Regions from separate parts of the Mus musculus genome. Here region 2 is linked to region 1. Evidence: chromatin loops called from intact Hi-C (ENCODE). Cell type or tissue: left cerebral cortex. All regions are shown on one strand. Links, peaks and the distances in the headings refer to the core of each region. The heading gives the core; the rest is flanking DNA. Region 1 has its middle 71 kb from the start of Gm33281. Region 2 overlaps Gsr (glutathione reductase).

The links. A loop is a pair of places that touch in the nucleus more often than their neighbours do. Peaks named below come from ENCODE experiments on the same cell type or tissue, not always from the same donor. Only the 100,000 strongest peaks of a DNase experiment are listed, where the experiment ranks them.
Region 2: it touches region 1 in a loop (5-fold over the local background); 8 of 42 quality-filtered maps call a loop at or near these places.

What each region holds. Positions count from the first base shown.
Region 1 is chr8:33,219,266-33,222,180 of GRCm38, reverse strand. No RefSeq gene overlaps it. Among named protein-coding and RNA genes, the nearest start is that of Gm33281, 71 kb to the right of the region's middle. In left cerebral cortex, for the core only: a CTCF peak has its summit at 1,541 (motif pointing left); a DNase peak (open chromatin) is centred at 1,528.
Region 2 is chr8:33,696,504-33,699,418 of GRCm38, reverse strand. Gsr (glutathione reductase) reads right to left here. Exons shown (of 13, transcript NM_010344.4): 13 at 1,257-2,273. The coding sequence ends at 2,124. Among named protein-coding and RNA genes, the nearest start is that of Gm24727, 6.2 kb to the right of the region's middle. In left cerebral cortex, for the core only: a CTCF peak has its summit at 1,089 (motif pointing right); a DNase peak (open chromatin) is centred at 1,085.

The sequences.
Region 1 (2,915 bases), core at 262-2,761:
CTCTCTTGCTCTTGCCTTTCTGCTCCTGCTCTCTCCTTTCATCCCTCCAGCACCCCCCACCCCAACGTGCTCATGGCTGGCCTCCACTCCTCTACTTCTCTACTCTTTCTCTCTGCCTTTCTCTGCCTCTACTACCCTCTTGGCTCTCCTCCCCATGCCCTGAATAAACTCTATTCTATATTGTACTATGTGGCTAGTATAGGCACATCCCTCAGGGGGAAGGGATGTCTCAGCATAGACCGAGCTATCCCCTTTCCCCATACTCAACGACACCTCCATAAAACATATTTCTCCCCTCTCTTTATCTTTTTATAAACACATCAGTTACAATGTGTATAGATAGTTTAACAATTGATTTGGGCACAGTACTTGAGAGGTGGATTGAAAAGGATCAAGAGTGGTGTGTAGTGACCAGACTGCAGTGGGAGCCTGCCTGTCTCAAACAGATAAGCAAACTGTCCCTAGTCTAGTTGTTTTCTCCCTTGTAACTGTAGAAGCATCTACCAGAAAGCATCTACAGTCAGCAGCTGGGTGTCCAGAGTAAGGCCCATGTCACAGACACTGCTTTCCAGGTCCTGCTCCTCTCTTGTACTTAGCCAGAGAAATCTGTGTCCCCAGCCTGAAGAAGACTGTTGTTGCAAGGCAGCTTTATTGAGAACCTACTACGCACCAAGCATAGTTCTGGAAGCCACGGACACAGTAGTGACCAAAGAAAAAGCAATGTGGTTCCCCTTAGAGTAAGGAGAAGATGTGGGGGTGGGTAGTTCACATTGAGTATGGGGAGACCCTGTTGAGTTGTGAGAATTAATTGACAGCGTGTGATGTGAGTCCAGCCTTGAGCATGATAGTCCACCATAAGCCTCTTTTATTAAACTCACTGTATAAAAGAGGAAACAAGCTTAAGAGCAGTTGATGAATAGAATGCGCTTTTGAATAATAAGCAGTAGCCATTCTCATTCTCCCTATGGGAAAGCTGCAGGAGAAAACAGAACGTTGTCTAATGGCTTGATGTAAAGGGGGCAGCTAGACGACTTTGACATTTAGGGGCACTCAGCTAGATCTCTTCCTGTACCAACATAATGCTTTTTGTTTAACAAACAAACAAAATTACAGAGGGGTGGACATCGCAGAAGGAGTTATCAAAATAATTAGAACAACAGGCTGTTTTCTGTGAAATAATCTGGTTTGTGGAGTGGATACCCATTAAATCTCAGCCTGAAGTATAAATTACATTTAATCCTTCCAAGGCTCATCACTAGCTGATTATGGGTTGGGATATTTAAACTAAGACAGTGTTGGACACTGAGCAAGATACATCTTTCACTGGGGCTCTGCAAGCCTTAGAGAGGAGAAGGGCTTAAAAAGCCCCCCAAGCTCCCTTCATTCTGGCTGGGGTAACATTATTTTTATTGAGTCATTTTAGTTTTATATTATTTTAAGCGTCCTTTAAAGACATGTGAGCCCATGCTCCCTCACGTTTGCTTTGGCTTATTTCCACACTGGCAAAACGAGCTAGCAATTTACCACACTGTTTCAAGACTACCATCTGCTGGTTGAAATTGGCAATTTCAGGCAATATGGTTTGTAGGAAAAGCAGGATTATCTTAGGCTTAATTTACTTTGGGTTGATTGACTAATCAATGGAATCACTTATCTAGTACAAAACTTAAAGTCGAGAGGGAACGATTTCTGTAATGGGCAACGAGGACTCAAAATGTTTAAGCTTATAACCTGACTTTAGGCAGTTCAACAGACACCCACTAAAGAACAAACGGGACAACTAGCACAAAGAAAGCAGACCCGTGTCCAGTACTTGTGGTGGGTCATTTGGATATGGATAGAGAAACATGGAAGTCTTCAAAATCTTGACTGATTAGGCATAAATGAAAAAAATATAGACACCAAATAACAGTGTTCAGGACTCCTGGCAAGAGTGCTAAACTCATCTGCGCAGGAACTTGGCCAGCTTCTCAAAGATGAGGTCTCTCCCATCTGAGAAGGTAAGGACTAGCCAGATGTAAAATAGAAAAGACATTTCAGGTGGAGGGAACAGCCAGCCGGCACACAGAATGGTGTCTGGAGTGACAAGATGTTCCATTTCTCCAGAGGGTAAAGCGCAAGGTGGGCTGTGCCTTGTTGGAAACCAGCAAGCAACCCGCCAGGACAGGAGACTGCCTGGCCTGGAATGGGTTGACATGGGACACAGAGTTGGATGTAGAGATAGTTTTAAACACTGATAGTCTCTGGCCTTTAAACTTTAACTATGCTAAATGCTGAAGTCGCTGGCTTCTAAAAAATCCTAATAACTTTCTCGCTTATTCTGAGGCTGACTTGGACGATTAACAGCTGTAGTGTAACGGAGGTGGGGGGTGGGGGGCAGGGGATTAAGTAAAAGATTAATTGCTAAGGGCTTTATTCTCTCTTGATCAGAAGCCTGGCCTCCCACTTGTCAGGCTGGGAGGGAGGTTTGGAGCAATAAACTTGTATTGAACCAGGAGAAGAGAGTCACTCTCAGAAGGAAAGACTTTTATACAAGCAAATATGCATAAACTCATGTACATTTATATATGAATTCATGCACACACACACTCATACAGCTTCATGCATTCCAGTTAGGTCTAGCTACTGACTTATCTCATAATTACATACTAACACACACACACACATCCAGACTTACATATGCATATGAAACAAAAGACCAACTGCCAGGGCAGAAAGAACTCACTCATTCTGGATGAAAAAAATGAGCTCCAATCTTTATTGCATAGAGAAAGAAAAAGCTTCTACCCTTTTATTGCTAAATAATAAACCCAAGTCTTTGATGAAAAAAGCTTTGTTCTCTTTAGTAAGACTCAACCTGTCTTGCTATTAAGAAAAGACCTGCCGGGTGTGGTGGTGCACGCCTTTAATCCCAG
Region 2 (2,915 bases), core at 99-2,598, 480 kb before region 1:
CTCAGTCGGGCATGGTGGCGCACGCCTTTAGTACCAGCACTCGGGAGGCAGAGGCAGGCGGATTTCTGAATTCGAGGCCAGCCTGGTCTACAGAGTGAGTTCCAGGACAGCCAGGGCTACACGGAGAAACCCTGTCTTGAAAAATCGAAAAAAGAAAAATGAAAAGCCTCAGTAGCATTGCATTGCTCATGAAACCCACAGACAAGGAGGACTTTGCTTACCCAGCTGATAAAGACAACAGAAATGGGGTTATAACACACACACGACCCCCCTTTAAAAAAAGGGGGGGGGGGCTGGCGAGATGGCTCAGTGGTTAAGAGCGCCTACTGCTCTTCCAAAGGTCCCGAGTTCAAATCCCAGCAACCACATGGTGGCTCACAGCCATCCATAATGAAATCTGATGTCCTCTTCTGGAGTATCTGAGGACAGCTACAGTGTACTTACATATAATAAATAAATAAATCTAAAAAAAAAAAAAAAAGTCAGGATCTCTTGTAGCCCAGGCTGTCTCCTGGCCTCTACCTCTCCAGTGCTGGTGTGCACCACCGTACCTCAGGCTGCTCCTCCACCCCCATCTATCCACTGAGACTGTCTTTCATATCCCTGGTCCTTCACGGCTTTTCTTTTCTTTTAATTTATTTATTATATGTAAGTACACTGTAGCTGTCTTCAGACACCCTAGAAGAGGGTCTCATTACAGATGGTTGTGAGCCACCATGTGGTTGCTGGGATTTGAACTCAGGACCTTTGGAAGGGCAGTCAATGCTCTTAACCGCTTAGCCATCTCTCTAGCACTTTAAAAAAAAAAAGATTTATTTGTTATATGTAAGTACACTGTAGCTGTCTTCAGACACTCCGGAAGAGGGCATCAGATCTCACTACAGATGGTTGTGAGCCACCATGTGGTTGCTGGGATTTGAACTCAGGACCTTAGGAAGAGCAGTCAGTGTTCTTAACCACTGAGCTATCTCTCCAGCCCTCTAGCACTCTTTTTTTTTTAAAACTTTATGTGTTAGTGTTTTGCCTGCATGTGTTTGTACACCATGTGTGTATTTGTACACCATATGTGTAGTGCCTACAAAGGCCAGAAGGGGGAGCCAGGAACCAAACTGAATCCTTCACAAGAATGAGAAGCCCTGAACAGTCCCATCCCTCCAGCCCCTCTGGCACCTGTTTTAAAGAGACTTCTTCGCTAACAGATGCTGGTGTCTGTTCTCCCAGTGTGGAAAGTCTTAGAAAATACACTGACAGCAGCATAGTTCGTAATAAATTTTATAAGACAATGCAGTGAATTTCAAAAATTTGGAACAGTTTTCATAAAAAACAAAACAAAAAAAAAAAAACAAACGCAGAGATACAGAAATGACTGAATGAACCAGGAATACTCAGAAGAAGAAAGGGCTCCCGAGTGCCTCAGCCTTCCGTCTTGCATGTACTGTCATTTCTCCTTTACCTAACCAGCCTCAAGTCTAACTTTAATGCACTTTGTTCCATGAAAATAACACAAACCATTTTAAATCATTTAACACAGAGCAAAGAATAAAACAAGAATAGAGAGGTAACATTGGGGCAGCTTTCCAATACAGAACAAAAATACCACGTATATTCTGCAGACTTCCCATCATATAAAACTAGCAAGCTAGGCCAGGAGAGGCCATGCAGGCCTAGAATTCCAGCACCCATGAGGCTATAGCTGGAGGATTCTGAGTTGTTTGAGGCCACCTTGGGCTGCATAAAAAAAGGAAAAAAATAAAAAATAAAAGAAATTAGCCAGCAATATTCATCCATCAGGTACACTAACTTGAGTGTATGTCATGTACATTTAAACTTGGAATGGGGCCAAAGCAAGAAAAACACAACAAACACAAGGCTGTTAATTAAACAACAACAAAAAAATCAAAATATTAATTATAAATATTATCAAATGAAAACCAACCCCGGATTAACAAAACAACCTTCTGATTAGATACATAAGTTCTTCTGTGCGTGTGTATAGCTGGAAATTTACACCACCAGAAATTCCTGATTAAAATACAGAGATCTGTAGAAGCTGGGCGTAAACTCGATCGGTTCCTCCCGGAGGCCTGCTGGTCGCACCGCTAGCCACCTGGGTCCCCAGGCTCTCAGCGCAGGGTGACCAGCTCCTCTGAAGAGGTAGGATGAATGGCAACTGTGTTGTCGAAGTCGGCCTTGGTGGCCCCCATTTTCACCGCTACAGCGAAGCCCTGCAGCATCTCATCACAGCCAATCCCCTGCATGTGAATGCCAACCACCTGCGAGAAAACAGAGATTAGGGACGTCAGGTCTCCATATCCAAAGTAAGTGTAAGTACGCCTAGGAGGCAGGTCCTCTGCAGCCCCACTTCGGTGGCTCCTTCCAGTGCACACTTGGCCTGCCTTCTTTCCTTTCTTCCTTTCATTTATTTACTTTATGTATATGACTACACTGTAGCTATCTTCAGACACACCAGAAGAGGGCATCGGATCCCATTATAGATGGTTGTGAGCCACCATGTGGTTGATGGGATTTGAACTCAGGACCTCCGGAAGAGCAGTCCCTGCTCTTAACCACTGAGCCATCTCTCCAGCCCCCAGGCACTTCTTACTCCTGCTTTTTTCTTCCTATCCCATGCACTTCTCTTGCTGTAGAAGCCTAGGCCGGTCTCAAACTCCTGATCTTCCTGCCTAAGCCTCCTCGGTGCTGAGATCAGGAGCAACACCACCATACCTTCCTTCTCTAAGAACTAAGCCCATTCAGTAACCAAATAGCTACAGACTTGTGTCTTCCTGGCCCTGCTAATTCTGTTCCCTGCTTGCTGAACACCAGCAGTTCTGTTAAGTCATGATATTATATATTTTTGGGACTACACAATTATGATAATTCAACCCCTATTTCTGTTGCAACAGCAAAAACTC